Regions from separate parts of the Homo sapiens genome. Here region 2 is linked to region 1. A link is a loop called in an ENCODE intact Hi-C map of the cell type or tissue named here. Cell type or tissue: ascending aorta. All regions are shown on one strand. Each heading gives the region's core, and the rest is flanking DNA. Links, peaks and the distances in the headings are about the cores only.

The links. Peaks named below come from ENCODE experiments on the same cell type or tissue, not always from the same donor. Only the 100,000 strongest peaks of a DNase experiment are listed, where the experiment ranks them.
Region 2: a loop joins it to region 1, with 4 times the contacts of the local background. A loop is called at or near these places in 4 of 110 quality-filtered maps.

What each region holds. Positions count from the first base shown.
Region 1 is chr15:85,611,248-85,620,457 of GRCh38, reverse strand. The region is part of intron 8 of AKAP13 (A-kinase anchoring protein 13); the gene reads right to left. Among named protein-coding and RNA genes, the nearest start is that of LINC02883, 140 kb to the left of the region's middle. RefSeq lists enhancers at 2,328-2,497, 7,869-8,038, 8,318-8,487 and silencers at 4,166-4,215, 4,276-4,325. In ascending aorta, for the core only: a CTCF peak has its summit at 4,257 (motif pointing left); DNase peaks (open chromatin) are centred at 1,187 and 2,977; H3K4me3 peaks cover 2,707 bases; H3K27ac peaks cover 3,258 bases.
Region 2 is chr15:85,558,799-85,568,008 of GRCh38, reverse strand. All of the region lies in intron 5 of AKAP13 (A-kinase anchoring protein 13), which reads right to left. Among named protein-coding and RNA genes, the nearest start is that of AKAP13, 180 kb to the right of the region's middle. In ascending aorta, for the core only: no CTCF peak of the experiment used is centred there; a DNase peak (open chromatin) is centred at 4,401; H3K27ac peaks cover 1,462 bases.

The sequences.
Region 1 (9,210 bases), core at 811-8,810:
CTCTGTGATTTTCAACAGTATGAGGTTCTCCCAAGCATAAGAATCCATTTTAATGAAAGTAAAATTACATTTCAACAGTAAGTGGTCCAATGCTGATTACCAAGCACCTATTGCTTCCTGTTCAGATATTCCTTTAAGAGGCTTACATTCACCCCTCATCCTCCACTGTGCACAGATTTCTCGGCCTTTCTCCCAATACAGGAGGGCCAGGGACATGGCTACCGGGTTCAAAGCGCTAAAACAGCCTGCAGAGCTTCAGAATGCATGAGGTGCAGCCCCCCTTACCTTCAGCAATACCACGTCCACAGTCCTGTCCACCTTGGAGATGTCACAGAGGCTGTAGCGCCTCTTGTGCCGTTCATACATTTTGCCCAAATGCAAGAAAGAACAGAGAAAATGCAGGAAGTATATCCACTGTTAACTTGGGGACCAGTGCAAGTCCTTAGTTCCAAATTTCTCACGGTTAGGTGGTGGAGATCTCTGCCTTCCAGACTCCTCTCTATTAAAACTCTCAAAGGGGTCAAAAACAATGAATTAAAAAGAAATCAAGCAGAATCCAATGCCTTGAACTGACTGAGAACTTGCTGATAACTTCAGAGTGCTGGAAAGATGAATGTAGAACTCATAATATAAACAATAAATACCACCTAATGCTATACTTTGTGCAGATCTTGACTGAAAGAGAAGCAAACACCGTTTCCATCACTGGCAATGACTCCAGTAAAAAAATAAAGAATAAACTGGCTAAGCATAACGGCCGATACACGTAGGGAAAAAAACCCAAGAAGGCAATAAAAATCCAGTATATACTTTGCCAGGAAGAGGGAGAGAAAGAAAGGAAGACGACGCTATTTCAAAGCGATGGCATGAAAAAAGTCATTAGATTCTGTTCTTGCTTAAAACAAAAACAAAGACAAAGAAAATCTACTTTTCCTTAAAAAAAAGTAGAAGCTGGGAGATGCTTTTCAAAGTAAAGTCTTTGGAATCTCTCTTGCTCACCAGGCAGTAGGGCTTGGTTTTGATTTAAGTTGAAAATCTCTAAGGACAGCAGAGTAAAAGGGAAAAAAATAAAAGACCACTCCTGCTGTACTCCCTCCCTCCCTCCTTCCCTCCCTAGCCAGCCTCCTCCTCCCTTTTTCCTTCTCTCTCAAGAACGTCACTGCTTGCCCTTTCAGCTCCGCACCCGCAGCCTTGGAGGTTTGAAAACCCAATTGCAGTTGTGGGAACATGATTCATCTACCGAGACGAAGAGAAAAACAAGGCTTCCTTTTCCAACCCGCTTCTTCTTCCTCCTCCTCCTCCTCCCACCCCTATGAAAAAGGCTCTGTCAGGCATTGCAAGATGCAGCTCAGTTCTTTGATGTCAGAGTAGTATGCTAATAAAGGAAGGGGGGTGTTATACTAAACACCACAAGCGTGTACAATGGACTTGTCGTGAGGTACAGAAAATTGAAACTACCCAAAGCATACACTATACCTCCCTGCCAAATGCAAAGCAATGATTTAACACGAGAAAAATGTCAGCCAAATATTGCAGTTATGTCTCTAGGATCGAGACGTGGCTATAAATGTGTCTGATAAAGTTTAAAAATTATCAAGAGTTAAGCTTTATTTTTGGGGAGGGAGAAGGGATGATGGAGTTGATTTAAAGAAAATGAAAAAGAAAAGGAGTGGAACAAAGGAGTTCTGTGTATGTTAATATTTGTTGCGACTAAGTATAGCTGCCTGGCTGGGACTTCTTCAGTGTTTCTATGCACACTAACTGGGTCTTGAATTGTGGGTCTGCTACTTCATTTGCCTGTTTTCTTACTATTCCAGACCCTTCTAGCCCCCCACTCTATCTAACATTCTCAGGGACAGACTTACTTCAGAATGCATTCTCTCACCTGAGACATTCTCTTACTTGGATCATGAATGATTTGGGAGGGAAAAGGATGAGGAACTGAGGGAAGCAAAAAGCAGAAAGGAGTGAAGAAACAAAAGAAAAAGGGATTAAAAAAAAAAAAGGATTTCTCTTTCTAGGAGCTGCTGACATTTTCCTTGAGTTGTCCAGAGTAGTCCTTAGCTAGGCTGTGAAAGCAGTGGCTCAAATACCACAACAGAAGGGGAGAGGAGAGATTTAACACCTACATTTCTGTTGACATTGCAAACAAAGTTGGTGAAAAGGTTTTTCAGGAGCTAAAAAACGGATATAGAAAAAGGGTATAGATGAGTTGCTGTGTCCTCAGGCCAGATATTCAAGTTGCTGACCAGCTTAAAGGAGGGAAATACAGCAAACCCTGCTAAGAAGACTGTAAACGTCTTCCTCAACTTTCTATTAATACACCCCAGCTACATACAGGCTTTATTCTGAAATAAAAGCCATAAGGTTTTATCTCCCTATTCCTCACTGGTTCATCCGAGGAATGAAGGCGGACAACCCCTCCCCTTCTCGTGCCCCAAGTGAGCCTTGGCTCTGTAGTGGTACCAACATGTGCAGTGAAACAGATGTTGCTTTTCATTACAAATGAGGCTACAAAACAGTAGAAACAAGACGATTTGACAGAGATTTAAAAGTTGTAAATAAAATTCTTGCTCAGGCTTATCAAAAGCATGGGAACTTGACCAGAGATTTACAAATACTTCCAAACTATGTGGTCTAGGGCACAGACAGAAAGAGCCTTTAGGCTTGAATGTATAGATAAACTGATACTTTATTATCTTTTCTGTAAAAGCTTTCACCAAGCTAGAATGTAGAACTCGCCCTTCTTCTTTTTTTGAACACAGAGCTGCCTCCCCTCTGTCCTCAATATGGTTTGTTCCTCACTGCCACTCCCTTCTGTTTTAATTAGAATCAAATGATTCCTGCTTCCAAGGTTCCCAGGCATCTGTCTCTCTAGGGATCAGAGATGGTTTAATCACCATTAAAACCCTCCTACCGGCTGGGCGCGGTGGCTCACGCCTGTAATCCCAACACTTTGGGAGGCCAAGGCAAGCAGATCATGAGGTCAAGAGATCCAGATCGTGGCCAACATGGCGAAACCCCCATCTCTACTAAAAATACAAAAATTAGCCAGGCATGTTGGCACATGCCTGTAGTCCCAACTATTCAGGAGGCTGAGGCAGGAGAATCGTTTGAACCTCGGAGGCGGAGGTTGCAGTGAGCCAAGATCGCGCCACTGCACTCGAGCCTGGCAACAGAGCAAGACTCCGCCTCAAAAAACAAAAAACAAAAACAACAACAACAACAAAAAAGCTTTTCTACCCTATCCCTGTCCAGTGACTTACATGCAGATAATTTATAACAATGTAACAGATATTTTGTGACTTCTAGTGGAGGCAAGCAAAATAAATAGGTAACAAGGTGTCTGTCTTCAGGAAGTTTTTAGGAGAGAGAAACTTGTTTCAAAATAATATAATTTTCTGAAAGAGCCTAGATTACTGTTTGAGACATAAAGACTAACCTTTTTATTTCTAACTTCTGGCTTTGTGCCACAGGCTGGAAAGCTAGATTTCCTGCTCTTTCTGCATATTAAAGGACAATTCCTTACATATTCTGTTCCTTGTTGGAGGACAAATACCCTGGGTGGGAAACAAATGCTCTGGGTGGAAAAAAGAGTCTGTGTTGCTTTCCCCTCTGGATCTGCTCAGCACTCCCCAACAGAAGACAGAATCTGCAGTCTTGTGCTTTTGCAGTTGATGTGACAATTCCAAGTTTTTATCAAAAACATCTGGAACCATTGAACAGTAATTCTGCCAGGATTTTGAAATACAGCAACCAATCATTTCATATCTAAACCAGAGCTGAGAGTTACAAATTTAAAGGAGGTTCTGAGTTTATTTCCCTTTTCTTTTAATTTGGGGAACCTGTAGTAAAATATTTTATTATTTACAGCCATACTACTTAACAGTAGTTACTTACAGTATTAATTGTCTTTCCTTTCTTTCTGCAGCCTCCATCCTGCCCTCTATCCACACAAATGGTCCCAGATTCTTTAAAAACAACCAGTGCTTTTAATCTGTCTCATGCCACAGGGCCAACATGCAATTATTAAAGATTCCAGAAAATGAAATATAAAAATATTTTATACATCTTAATTTAGCTATAGCATTTGTGTTCATGAATTAAATTTTCATTTGATTTACTTAACTACAAGATCTAGCACCTTACCAAATTGTTTAAGCATTCTTATGGGTCAACACTGTGGCTGCTTTAGTTCCAGTTAGGGCAGAAGCCCATCTGGAGTCTCACAGCAAAGTTTCTGAATTAGGACACCACCTAGTGGGGGATGCTGAAGACCCAAACAGAACACCAAAGGCCAGTGAATATTTTTGTGGGGGTGTGGGGATAGGGGTAGGGCTCATCTTCTGCTACTATGTATTTTTTCCTGAAACCCCAAAGTGAACATAAAGTAGCAGCATGTGAATGGACACTGGTTAATGACTCATCAATGATCAATTTTACTCTCTGCAGAGAACACAAGGTACTAAGTGAAAATCAAGGGTTCTTTGTCTTCCTAGGTGTGCCATTATCTCACTGAGCAACTTGGGAGATACTAGTTTGACCCTCTGGACCAAGATTTCCAGAATGGAAAAATTAGAGATTCAACGCTAGGTCATATCTGAAGATCCTTCTTGCTCTAATATTATATACTGCCAGTCTGAGACTAGGAAGTTATCACATGCCATATAGTTCATGGGATACGGTAGTTTCAGAGGAGAAAGAAAAAGGAATTGAGACATTCTCTTAAAACTTGCAGAAAACATTATTCCTGCATAATGACACTTTCTACCTTTGTTCTTCACATGAAATGGGAAGGAAGGAAAAGTTTACCACAGTCAACAATTTTCATTAATCTAAACTTAAATATAGTGATCCATCCAGAGTTACACATATGTTGGTGGTAAAATGTATTAGAATACAGATAAAACATTTAGCCTCCACTTGAGCAACTCCTGTCTGCTTAGATAATAGACTGCTTCAAATAAGACAAATGAATATTTGAGAGGTGAAAGAAGAAAATACTTTACAATGGCTGCAAAGGATCGTCTCCAATTAGGCTTTCCTTGTACTATGGCTCCAGGAGAAGCAGGTCTACTGTTCCCTCCTAGCATTCACTAACATACAGATTTGAAGATTACAAGACAGTAAAAGGGTAAAGGAGAAGGAGAGACCTAGAAGGCTATAACCACCATTTCTTTTCAAATTAGTAGCAAGCAGTAGCCAACAGCTCCTTTCCTTAACCCTTTACTATCTTTGCAAGAAGAAAACTTAAGACAATTTAACTGGCAGCAGCTAACTGACAATAATAGCAACAATTAAAATAACAACAAACTAATATGGAACAATATAAGAAAAAAGTATCTTCGTAAACTTGTGCTCTTTACAGGAACAAGGTCTCATGGATCATACACACAAATGTTAAATTCTACTAAAATTACCAACAGCTTTGTGAAATAAAAGGAGGGAGGAAGGAAGAAAGGGAGATGGCAGAATCAAAATTTCAGTTGGGAAAAAGTGACAGGATAGTTTAATCTTGAGGACAAGTCTTCTGGAGCAAGATTTATTAACCACAACATTTACTGAATACCTCCTGTTTGCCAGGTGCTTCCACAGGTACAATTTCATTGATTCCTCATAAAAACCTGTAAGGTGAAATTTTACTGTCTATTTTACAGATGAGGAAAAGTAGCACTTAGAATTTAAGTCAGTTATATAACATCACACAGCTAATAAAACAGATTTGCTTTAAACTCAGTTGTGTAAATCAGTCTTTCCACTACATCTAATTTTGCCACTTGATAAATCCCCCAAGAAATGAAACTATAACAGAGAAAAGTTAGTATTTGAGGAAAGAAAACTTGGGATTCATTACTCATAATCAATATCCCTACATTTGATTTTACATAAATGCTAAAGGACAGAAAAAGATGTTTTTTAAAAAATAAAAATGCCAAGTGATTCTTAATTTTACATTAAACGGACTCAACTTCTCTGCCAACATTTCAATATTTGACATTCCACTTTTTAAAAGTTTCTCTCTATAGTAATATCTTACAAAAATAGAATGAACAAACCAAACATACAGACTAAAAGATCTCTGGATATTGCTACCCAAGTCTTCCTGAAAATGAACAGATACACTGATCTGGCTTTTCTCTTTGGAGCAAACATTCATTATTTCTTTTGGCAGCATTTCAGATATTTAAAGATGGCCGTCGTGCTTCACCACCCTCTTCAGGCTTCTCTTTCGAATCATGATTCCCACAACGGCTCCTCAGACAACAGAATACCTGAGTGCTCTCTAGTTAGTGTACTTCTTGTGATGTGGATGCCCCAAACAAAATCCTCTGACATGGTGCACACTGGGATAACTAAGATCAAATTGGTTTTCTTGACACACATATTACACCGCTAGAAGAATAAGTTTATTGTGAAATAAACTTACTTCCCATATATTTTCTTTCAGTGTGACTTACAGTATCAGGTCTCCTTTAAACTATAATCTTGTGATTTTGTTTTAAAACCTACTTTATAGCTTTCTGTATAGATATATTCTCTCAAATAAATTCTCATTTGTTTTAAAGTTATCATTTTAGCCTTAAGAGAGTATAGTGAACCTAAATTCCATCACTGAAGTAACAGCTGTTTCTCCAAACTCTGTATCATTCATAAATCTGAAGAGCAAGGCTAATGATGGAACCCAGAATTAAATCACTAAAAGCCTCCCCTGGTAGGACATCTGTCCATCAATCAGCACTCCTAATATATATATATATATATATATTTTTTTTTTTTTAGACGGAGTCTGGCTCTGTTGCCCAGGCTGGAGTGCAGTGGTGAGATCTCGGCTCACTGCAAGCTCCGCCTCCGGGGTTCATGCCATTCTCCTGCCTCAGCCTCCTGAGTAGCTGGGACTACAGGCGCCCGCCACCACGCCCAGCTAATTTTCTACATTTTTAGTAGAGACGGGGTTTCACCGTGTTAGCCAGGATGGTCTCGATCTCCTGACCTCGTGATCCACCCGCCTTGGACTCCCAAAGTGCTGGGATTACAGGCGTGAGCCACCGCACCCGGCCCCAGCACTCCTAAGATTAAGTAAAATGCTGGTCTATCAGCTACAAAGCCAACTGAATTCTGAGTCCCATACCTCCATCTTCTATACAATACAGAATAATTAATAAAACTTCTTCCTGAAATTAATACATACTAAATGTATGGCATTCTCCTATTCAACCTATCAAATAATGCTATCCAAAAGGGAAATGAGACACTACTCATGCAGTGTACTGTTTGATAACCATTTATGTTGTCTATTTAAAACCAGATCCTAAAGACTGTTGTATTTGATAAAACTATAAGCCATATTTACTCATAGTTTTGAATCTTCTAACAACATTTCTTTTTAGCATGACCACAAGAACATAAGACAGTCCAGCACTGACAAAAACAAAAACAAAAGCTACTTCATAATAGTACAATGACACAAGAACTTCTTCTCACATGTAGAAATCTTACCAATTTCATGAAGCCCGTAAGTGCAAATTTTTGAGTAAAATTACTATAAATAATAGCATCCCTTTTAAGGCATTAAGGTAAGAAGAATATGTTCTCTCCACATTTACTTTTTCTTTCTTTTTTTCTTTTTTTTTTGTGAGACAGGGTCTCACTCTGTTGCCCAGACTGGAGTGCAGTGGTACAATCTTGGCTCACCACAACCTTCGCCTCCCAGGCTCAAGTGATTCTCCTGCCTCAGCCTCCTGAGTATCTGGGGATTATAGGCACGTGTCACTACTACCCAGCTAATTCTTGTATTTTTAGTAGAGACGGTGTTTCACCATGTTGACCTGGCTGGTCTTGAACTCCTGACCTCAAATGATCCACCCGCCTCGGCCTCCCAAACTGCTGGGATTTACAGGTGTGAGCCACCACGCTTGATCTACTTAAACATGATAACTATACCATCAAATAGTCAATTCAAATGAATTCACAACCTTATGCTATTTTTCCCACCCAAATAGTTGGTATATATACAAGTGCAAAATGCGTATGTGATTCAGACAAAACCACCAGTAAAAAAAATCTATTTCAGATGGTAATCTAGATCTTGAAAAGTATTTATTATGAGGTAATTTTTAAACAGGTTTACTAAAGTATAATTTACACATAATAAACTGCACCTATTCAAAGCATAATAAATGTTTCATGTATTGTCAAATTTTCCTAACATGTTTTTAAGATACATTAGAACTTTTAAAACCTGAGGGCCAAGAACACTAAACATGGCAAATAGAGTAACTAACAATTTCAACAACAACCAGGAAATTTCACATGGAAAATCTGTGACATTATTGGGACTGTATAGTACAACTCCATGTCACTGCCCTAAATCTTCAATAAGCTTTTCAGTAAAGTTTAATCATTAGGCAACTATTTATTAAACATGTACGCTTGGCATCGAGGATACGGCAGTGAACAAAATGGATATTAAATAATTACAATCATGTTTGAGACTGGCCCTTACAGTATATTACTAATCTGAGACTTGATGGAAGACTTAATAGGAATTAACCAGGCAAAGGGTGTATATGTGTGGATGGTGCTGTAGGGAGGCAGGCAAGGAAAGCTAGAGAGACTGACCTGTGTCTACGTTCAGGCAGAAGACTGCATAAGGCCCAGAGGGAAGAAAGAGCACAGAGACAAAGGATGAGGCCAGCCCCAGCTGAACATGTTACTTGTGTTCACAAGTGTATTGTCGCTACAATAGGAAAAGCAATCGAAGAGTTGTTAGCAAGGGAAAGGCAGGATCGCATCTGTATTTCAAAAATATATTTTTCTGGAATACGCTCAAAAGACAGAAGGGAGCAAGCTTAGAGACAGATGAGTCAGAAAGCTGTTAGAGAAGTCAGGTGAGAAATGATGGCAGTGTGAACTCAGCTGCTGAAAGCAGAGCTCAAGAAAAGAAACCGAGAGTCCAAAAATATTTAACATTAACAGGATATTGGGCATTGGGGTGGGAGCAGAAGTAAAAGAAGTGTGACGATGGACTAGGTTTCTGTCCTGAACAACTAGGTAAAGGGCGGAATGCAGCAGAAGTAGGTGGCAGGGGAGAGATCAGATGATGAATTCACTTTTAGACACAGTGAATCTGAGACATGGTATCTCAGAGATATCTGAGCAGAGCCATGGTAGGCAGTTGAAAGTGTGTGACTGGAACTCAGGGGAATGGCT
Region 2 (9,210 bases), core at 1,030-9,029, 53 kb after region 1:
GCCTGGTCTCTACTGGCTTTAAAAAATACACACACACACACACACACACACACACACACACACACACCTCTTTGGGCTATTTAATAGGTATTTATATACTTTTCTCAGCTCTCTAACTAGAACAGAAGCTCCATATTAGGTGTGGGACAGCGTCTGCTGGAGTTGCATTTTACTGAGGGTTTAAGATCCAAAGTTGGTACATAATATAAAAATACGAGTAAACAAAGTATTTCTCTTTATCACTTTTTTTTGGCCAGTTAACAAATAAAATCTTGGCCTAACATTTTTGGGCCATGTTACATAAAAACTACACATCTCCAAACAACAGCATCACAAAGCAGAACCGGACATGCACACAGAAGAGGAATGTGGGAATGGAGACCAATGAGGTTACAAACTGACTTCTCAACATAGAAAATGAGTATTTAGCTTAGTGTCTGCCCCTCTTCCCCAAAAGCACATGCACACAGCTTGTCCTTTTCTCTTCATAATAATTATAATTTTGTTAATGGGTACAAGGTACATTATTTAGGTGATGGTTATACTAAAAGCCTACAGTCACCACTACTACAAAATATGTCCATGTAACAAAACCGCACTTGTGGCTGGGCGTGGTGGCTCACGCCTGCAATCTCAGCACTTTGGGAGGCCGAGGTGGGTGGATCACAAGGTCAAGAGATCCAGACCATCCTGGCCAACATGATGAAACCCCGTCTCTACTAAAAATACAAAAATTAGCTGGGTGTGGTGGTACACGCCTGTAGTCCCAGCTACTCGGGAGGCTGAGGCAGGAGAATCGTTTGAACCCGGGAGGTGGAGGTTGCAGTGAGCCGAGATCACACCATTGCACTCTAGCCTGGCAACAGAGCGAGACTCCATCTCAAAAAAACAAAAAACTGCACTTGTATCTCTTAAATATATACAAATATTTTAAAAGTTACAATTTTGGTAGGATCAGTATTCAGTATCTACATTACTATGCATCTAGAAATGTTGTACACAGGTGATCTAAGTAATATACTATGATTACTTGCCTTACTTGTACAAATTATTTTTCTCTTGAATAAAGTCAGTCATTTCCGGTCAGGCACAGTGGCTCACGTCTGTAATCCCAGCACTTTGGGAGGCCGACGCAGGCAGATCACGAGGTCAGGAGATTGAGACCATCCTGGCTAACACTGGGAAACCCCGTCTCCACCCAAAAAATATAAAAAATTAGCCGGGTGTGGTGGCACACACCTGTAATCCCAGCTACTCAGAAGTCTGAGGCAGAAGAATCGCTTGAACCCAAGAGGCAGAGGTTGCAGTGAGTCGAGGCTGCACCACTGCACTCCAGCCTGGGCAACAGAGCGAGACTCCATTTAAAAAAAAAAAAAAAAAAAGTAAGTTATTTTCTTTTTTCTAATTACTCCCAACTAAAACTTTGTTTTAATGGTCTAGCCTCATAAACTAATATTAAAAGACCATTCAATGAAACATTTACTGAACACCTATTAAGTGGTAGGCACTATGCTAGAGGCTAGAGCTACAAAGATACATGACATCTGTCTCAACATTAATGTCTCAATATTAATTACTGTTAGCCACAGTTTGGCTTACTGAAGTTATTGCCACCTTCATAGATGCAAAAAAGCAGGAAAGAATGTATGAGGAGTTTTACCCTTATATGTGTGGCATCTTATGCACTAAATATAGCATATTTCATCAAAATTAAGATGCTATTACTTGTAAAGGCACCATCATCTTATGTACCACTAAGGCAAAAAACTGTTGCAAATTAAATTATGATAAAATGGTATAACAGCATTGATCAAAATGTACCTGATTTGAGATGAACATTTGAAGACACTGTAATAGAGTATAAATAAAGTGAATTGTCTCTCTGTAGCACTGGTAGTGATAGTACAAATAGTTCACATGAACCATTAGTTCCAACATCATCTGCTTCACAGTATGCTCTAACTTAATGTTACCATGCACCAATGTTACCATGCACCTATGTTCCCAAAGTATGCAACCAATGGACAGCAAACACCTGTGAATAAAGCAGCTCAGAGGCTTTATACAGAGCTGCAAGGAACCTGAGAGACCATGGCTTGGTACAATTTCACAAATACAACTAAGACACTAGTTTTCAAACTTCTAAGTAGCTGCATGTTTTCAGATAAAATCATATGCAGAAATAGAGTGGCTATGTGTGACAGGACCAGTAGAGGGAAGGAAAGGCAAGGCCCTGCTCTCTCTCTGTCCACTCTCCTTCTTAGGTGAACTATGAGGCCCATACCTAGAATCCTAGGTGTATCTGAATGCTCTACAATTCTAGCACAGAATTTCTTTATGTACTACTACCACATTTCCATTTTAAATCCATCTTCCACATTCAGTCTCCTTTAGACTTGTAAAATAACTACTCAGCATTCTCTTGACTGGAAGCCCTTCCTACATCTACAGTTGGTAATTAAGTTGTCCGTCAGCCTTGTGTTTCTGCCATAAAGAGGACTATGGCTGGGTATCTAAAATTTACCTTGAAAAATGTGAACAAAGATTATATTGTAACCAAATCAGGCCTTGCAGGACAGGAAAGCATAACCAAATGCACTAGAAATTCTGGTTGTTTCAGTTGGTGAATTAAGAGGCACCATAGCCTCAGCTGACACTTTAAAAAACCAGACAAAAAACAAGTGAAAGAAAGATCTGTAGATGAACGAATATAAATACTGCAGGAAGGTCCATAGAGATTTCTACTGCCTTCTGATTTTTTTTTTTAATTCCAATGAGGAAACTATCACCCTGAATAAACGAAATGGTACTTTACCACCAATTGTGGCAATGATGCAGTACAGGCATTGTTTCATTACTACTACATCAGACAGTGTTAAAGTCTCTTAGATTTTCACATTCAACCCGATTTCAAAACAGACTTTAAGATATGAAAAGCTGACAATATGATTACCTTGAAATTTTCAATCTTCCTGTCATGAGGTAATTAATATTGTTTTTAAACATCCTTTGGGAGCCCTGAATTGTATCTAGTTTCCAGCACACTTCCAGGAGCAGTCTCTCTTGTGAGCTCAGCAAGACTTGCTGAACTGCACTATAACAATCTTACTCATCTGGAAGCCCCATTGAGAACCAGGACCGTGTATCTCCTGACCTGCTGATCTCCACCACTCAGCACAATCTCTTGACATACACAGTTACTCAAGTATTTGTTGGGATTTCACTCCAGGGCAGAAGAGTACAAATATTCTTCTCTTTTACTCACAACGTTTAAGATGGTTTGAGATCATCACTCTCTGAAGAGACAGATAATCTAAGGAAGTAATTCTAATACAACCCAATGTAGTGGCAGTAATGGCTCAAAAGGCACAGGTGGCAAAGGAGACTAAACATGACAACTAAATCCAGTGTGTGATCCAGATCAGGAGGAAAAATACTTAAAAGAACACTATTAAGCAGATGGTGAAAAGTAGAATATAAACTACTATATATTAGATTATTGTATTAATGATAAATTACTAATTTTGATAAATGCACTGTTACTGTATTGACTGTCCTTGTTCTTAGGAAATATATGCTGAAATATTTAGGAACAGAAGGTCATGATTCTGCAACTTACTCTCAAAGACTTCAGTAAAATTCTATATATGTATATGTATACACACACAGATAAAGCAAATGTAACCAATGTTAAGAATCGGAGAATTTGGATGAAGGATATATAGGAGTTCATTGCACGTTTCTTGCATCTTTTCTGAGTTCAAAATTTTTCAAAATACAAAGTTAAATGTAAAACATTTTAATAAAGGCAGAGGTGAAAATTGCTTCATTCTTCTGTTATTATTACTTACTAAAGGTAGGGAAGAAACTAGTATTATTTGAGTATCTACTTAAACAGATACTGACAGAAAATTTTAAGTACACTAATTTAATCCTCTTATCAGTCCTTCAAAGTGGTAGTATTCCGGTTTCAGAGATGAGGAAATTGAGAACAGAAATATTAACATATTTGTTCAAGGTATACCACATACATTAGCAGTTTGATAAACCTCAGTTCAAAATCAAACTTTACCACTTACAAGAAGTGAGAACTTGAGCTAGATACTTAACCTCTTTGAGCATGCATCTTGACCTATAAAAAATGTAACAGTCCTTTTAAAAGGTTGCTGTGAAAAAGCAAAGAAAGTTGTTGTGGAAATTAATGAGGATAGTAAATAAATTATTTAATAATGCCTGGCACACAGTAGGCAGTCAATAAATATTAGCACCCTCTTACTTAGCACATTGCTAACAAGTAATAGATTTGAATCCAGGTTGGGCTGCTCCCAAAGCCTGTGCTCTCCCCCTTATATAATGCTGCACTACTTTAAGTGGAAAGGGCTGGCTTTTGTAGGAACAGTTCATGCGGTGCCCACAGCAGGAAGTATTCAGGGTAATTTGAATGCAACAAGGAGCAAAGAGGTCTTTAAGAGAAAAATTTTTTTATGAGTCAAAGGAATGTTCCTTCCAAGTAGAACATTTCTCAACACACATTCTCTGATAAAAAGTTCCAAAGTCCACCATCTGCTACATTGATCAACAGAATAGTGAGCGTTGAAGAGACTGACAAAATGTTGGACAAACTGCCTAGCCCAAATTCTCATTCTCCGTCTTTAAAAAAAAAAAAAAAAAAAAAAAAACAAGCACATTCTACTCAAATGAAGGACAATATTGATTCCGACAGGCTGGAAAATGGCATGCCCACATTGCTCACCATATTGTTCACAAAATTGACACCAACCTACCTTTTCCTACGAGGAAAAAAATACCAATTCACTACAAATTCATCTAATTATGTTCAACTGAGACTTCCCTAGAGGCTAAATCATAGTGTGGTATGGGAAAAGTACAGGTGCTAAAGTCTGAGTAGAATCCCATTTATACCATGGTCTGATCTAAGACAAATTATTTCGCTTCTATGAGCCAGAGTTTTTTATCTGTTTAAAGAAAAGTGGGGGCCAGGTGCAGTGGCTCACACGTGTAATCCCAGCACCTTGGGAGACCGAAGCAGGTGGATCACCTGAGGTCAGGAGTTTGAGACCAGCCTGGCCAATATGGTGAAACCCTATCTCTACTAAAAATACAAAAAAAAAAAAAACAAAAAAAACCTGCTGGGCGTGGTGGCGCATGCCTGTAATCCCAGCTACTCAGGAGGCTGAGGCAGGAGAATCGCTTGAACCCAGGAGGCAGAGGTTGGAGTGAGCCGAGGTCGCGCCATTGCACTCCAGCGTGGGCAACAAGAGGGAAATTCAGTCTCAAAAAAAAAAAAAAAAAAAAAGAAAAGAAAAGAAAAGAAAGAAAAGGAAAGTGGGATAACAGCAGTTTTCTTACAGAGGCTCAAGGATTAAGATATAAGGACAGAGATATATATATATATATATATATATATATATATTTTTTTTTTTGAGGCAGATTCTCACTCTGTCACCCAGGATGGAGTGCAGTGGCACGATCTCAGCTCACTGCAACCACCACCTTCCAGGTACAAGCGATTCTCCCACCTCAGCCTCCCAAGTAGCTGGGATTACAGGCGCTTGCCACCACGCCCAGCTAATTTTTGTATTTTTAGTAGAGACGGGGTTTCGCCATGTTGGCCAGACTGGTCTCAAACTCCTGACCTCAGGTGATCCGCACGCCTCGGCCTCCCAAACTGCTGGGATTACAGGTGTGAGCCACCACGCCCGGCCGAGATATATATTCTTAATATGCATACTACTAGTAAGTACTCATTAAATACTGGTTTCTATTTCCACAACATAACCACTTCCTTTTATTGTTAATATTTATCAACTGCTTAACAATGTATCAGATATTGAACTGTGCATTTGGTACACATCATCTCATTTACTCTCGTAATCATTCTGTGAAGGAGAATATTATTACCGTAATTTGCAGGTCAGGAAACTGAAGTTGTGAGAAATGTAGTAACTTGCCTAACAGCTACTAAGTAATGGAGCCAGCCAGCATTTGGATCAACAATCTAAACCAAAACACAAACCTACCTCTGCTGCCTATTTTGTAGCAGAGAATGCAGACAGACGAAACTAAAAATATAAATAATTTTAAAAATACACATTTTGAGAGACTAGTGTGCAAGTTCTAGATCATTGCGTACTATGGATATGGGTACAGAAGTTAGTAGTCCATGGCGTCTATGGTCATTTTTCTCTTGCTTTTCATCCTGAGGGGCTACTTCACTCCCTTTCTCAATGAGTCCATAACTTCTGGAATACTACATCACTCCAATAGCCAAAGTTGTATTTTTTAGTCCTACCTTACTGTACTGGTTTCAAGATCTCGAAAAAAGTGATTTTCAGCATACTGCCACTGTATTAGTTATAGATGCATCGATATCTAATATACCAACATTCACAAGATTAGTAAAAATTAAAGTTAAATCAATTTTATACTAGACAGACGTATAAATTTATTGATGTGATCAAAGTATTTAGTTGGTTCCTCTTACTGAATCAGATTTAAGCCACCAACCTGATTCAACAAATAAATCAATTTTCAGATGCAATGTTAAGCTCAATCTCACTAAAGTAACCTTTTAACCTTAGCTGCACTTTGAAATTGCCTGGAGAGCTTTTAAAAATCCTTATGTCCAGAGGCTGGGCATGGTGGCTCACGCCTGTAATCCCAGCACTTTGGGAGGCCAAGGCAGGTGGATCACCTGAGGTCAGGAGTTCGAGACCAGCCTGGCCAATGCGGTGAAACCCCGTCTCTACTAAAAATACAAAAATTAGCCAGGTGTGGTGGCGGGCGCCTGTAATCCCAGCTACTTGGGAGGCTGAGGCAGGAGAATCACTTGAACCTGGGGGGCGGAGGTTGCAGTGAGCCGAGATTGCGCCGTTGCACTCCAGCCTGGGCGGCGAGTCAAACTCCGTCTTAAAAAAAAAAAAAAAAAAAAAAAAATCCTTACATCCAGATGGCATATCACATCTATCAAATCAAAATCTCTAGAGGTGGTCCTCAGGCATGAGTGTTTTTTAAAGCTCCTGCAGAGACTTTAATGTGCAGCCAAGGTTGTAAAACACTGCATTAAAGTAACCTACAGGTGGCAGTTACTTAAAAAAGAAAAGCAGAGTTAATACTGGCCACATTGCAATGAATATGGGAGTTGCAAACATCATTTCCTTTGACCTAATTATACAATTCCTTGAAATTTAGCCTAAGGAAATAATTTAACAGAAGCAAAAAATCAGTAGGTAAAAGATAAGGCTCACTCTAGCACTCACTAGTTTTAATTTTTTTAAAAATCAGAAATTGATATTCAATATTAGTTGAATAATTTACTCATAATAAAAGAGGGCCTCAAAAATATTTATAAAGACCATAGAAATAGATAAAAATATGACAAAGTGAAACTATCAGACTACAAAATGGAGCATCAGCTACAACTGTTATTAAAAATTCCATACAATATGGGAGGTAATATCTGATAATAAAATAAACCTGTCTTATGCAGGTGCATCATGAATATTATTATGTACAACTTAATTATTAAAAATAAATAAATAGGCTGGGTGCAGTGACTCACACCTGTGTTCCCAGCACTTTGGGAGGCTGAGGTGAGAAGATTGCTTGAGGCTAAGAGTTCAAGACCAGGCTGGGCAAAACAGGGAGACCACCCCCACTCTTTGCAAAAAAAAATTAGCCCGGCCTGGTGGTGCACACCTGTAGTCCTAGCTACATGGGAGGCTGAGGCGAGTGGTCAAGGCTGCAGTGAGCTATGGTCTCACCACAGCACTCTAGACTGAGTGACAGACCAGCAAGAGGAAGAATTAATTGATTATTTTATTTTTACTGTTTTTTTTTTTTTTTTTTTTTTTTTTTTTAGGTGGAGACAGCAGGTATCACAGGAGCTCCTTGAAACGAACACAGGAGTAATAAACCATGACGCAGACATCTGCGCTTAGGCTCCAATGCAGTTATATTTAGTTCACAGTAGACCAACACCAACATCAAATAGATCCTCATCTAAGAAACAATCCCAGATAATCTTTACTCACTCACTAATGTACTTTTTCTTTTCCAACCTTCTCACCCCCCAGATGACTTAGAGCATCTAAGTGATTATAAGTTATAAGTGATTAAATAAAGCAGGGGTCCCCAACTCCCATGCCACAAACCAGTACCAGTCTATGGCGTGTTAGGCCACACAGTAGGAAGTAAGTGCAGGCTAGAGAGTGAAGCTTCATCTGTATTTACAGCTGCTCCCCACTGCTTGCATTACCACCTGAATTCCGCCTCCTGTCGGATCAACGGTGGCACTAGATTCTCACAGGAGCGTGAACCCTATCGTGAACTGCGTATGTGAGGGATCTAGGCTCCTTATGTGAATCTAATGTTTGATGATCTGTCACTGTCTCCCATCACCCCCTGATGGGACTGTTTAGCTGCAGGAAAACAAGCTCAGGGCTCCCACTAACTCTACATTATGGTGAGTTGTATAATTATTTCATTATATATTACAGTGCAGTAATAACAGAAATAAAGTGCATGATAAATGTAATGCGCTTGAATCATCCCCTCAACCATCACATCCCCTCCTCCCACAGGTCCATGAAAAAACTGTCTTCCACAAAACCAGTCCCTGGTGCCAAAAAAAATTGGGGACCACTGAAATAGAGATTTCTATTTAAATATTATTTAAATTTGTATTTATACACAAACTAGGTTGATCTATGTCAGAACTTGTGTTGTCTCTGTCTATTCCATGACAGTTATTGGCTTACTAGCTACTTAACTGTCTTCTGTTTAACCAGTGCTTCACGCCACTTAGTGAGGCTGAGAAACACAGGCCCCTGAAAATTATTTTCAAAGCGAGAACATTACCACTGTTGACCAAGATCAACAACAGTGGTAATGAGAACAGGAAAAAAGAGAATTGCTTACAAAATAAGCTGAAACTTGGAAAGAATGATATAACTGAATAAAGTAATTTCAAACCGATGACAGAAAAAAAAGTCAAATTTCCAAGAAATGAGGGGGAGGGGACGGCAAAGGGAGGGAGGAGGAGGAGGGAGGGGAAAGGGAAGGGAGGAGTACACACTCATCTTTAAAATGTCAAAAAGTTTCTTTAGCTTTCTCGTGGGGCAAAAACACAAAACAAAATCAAACAGAAACCCTGTAGGATTACCAATTTAAATAACAGAATCAGGAGAG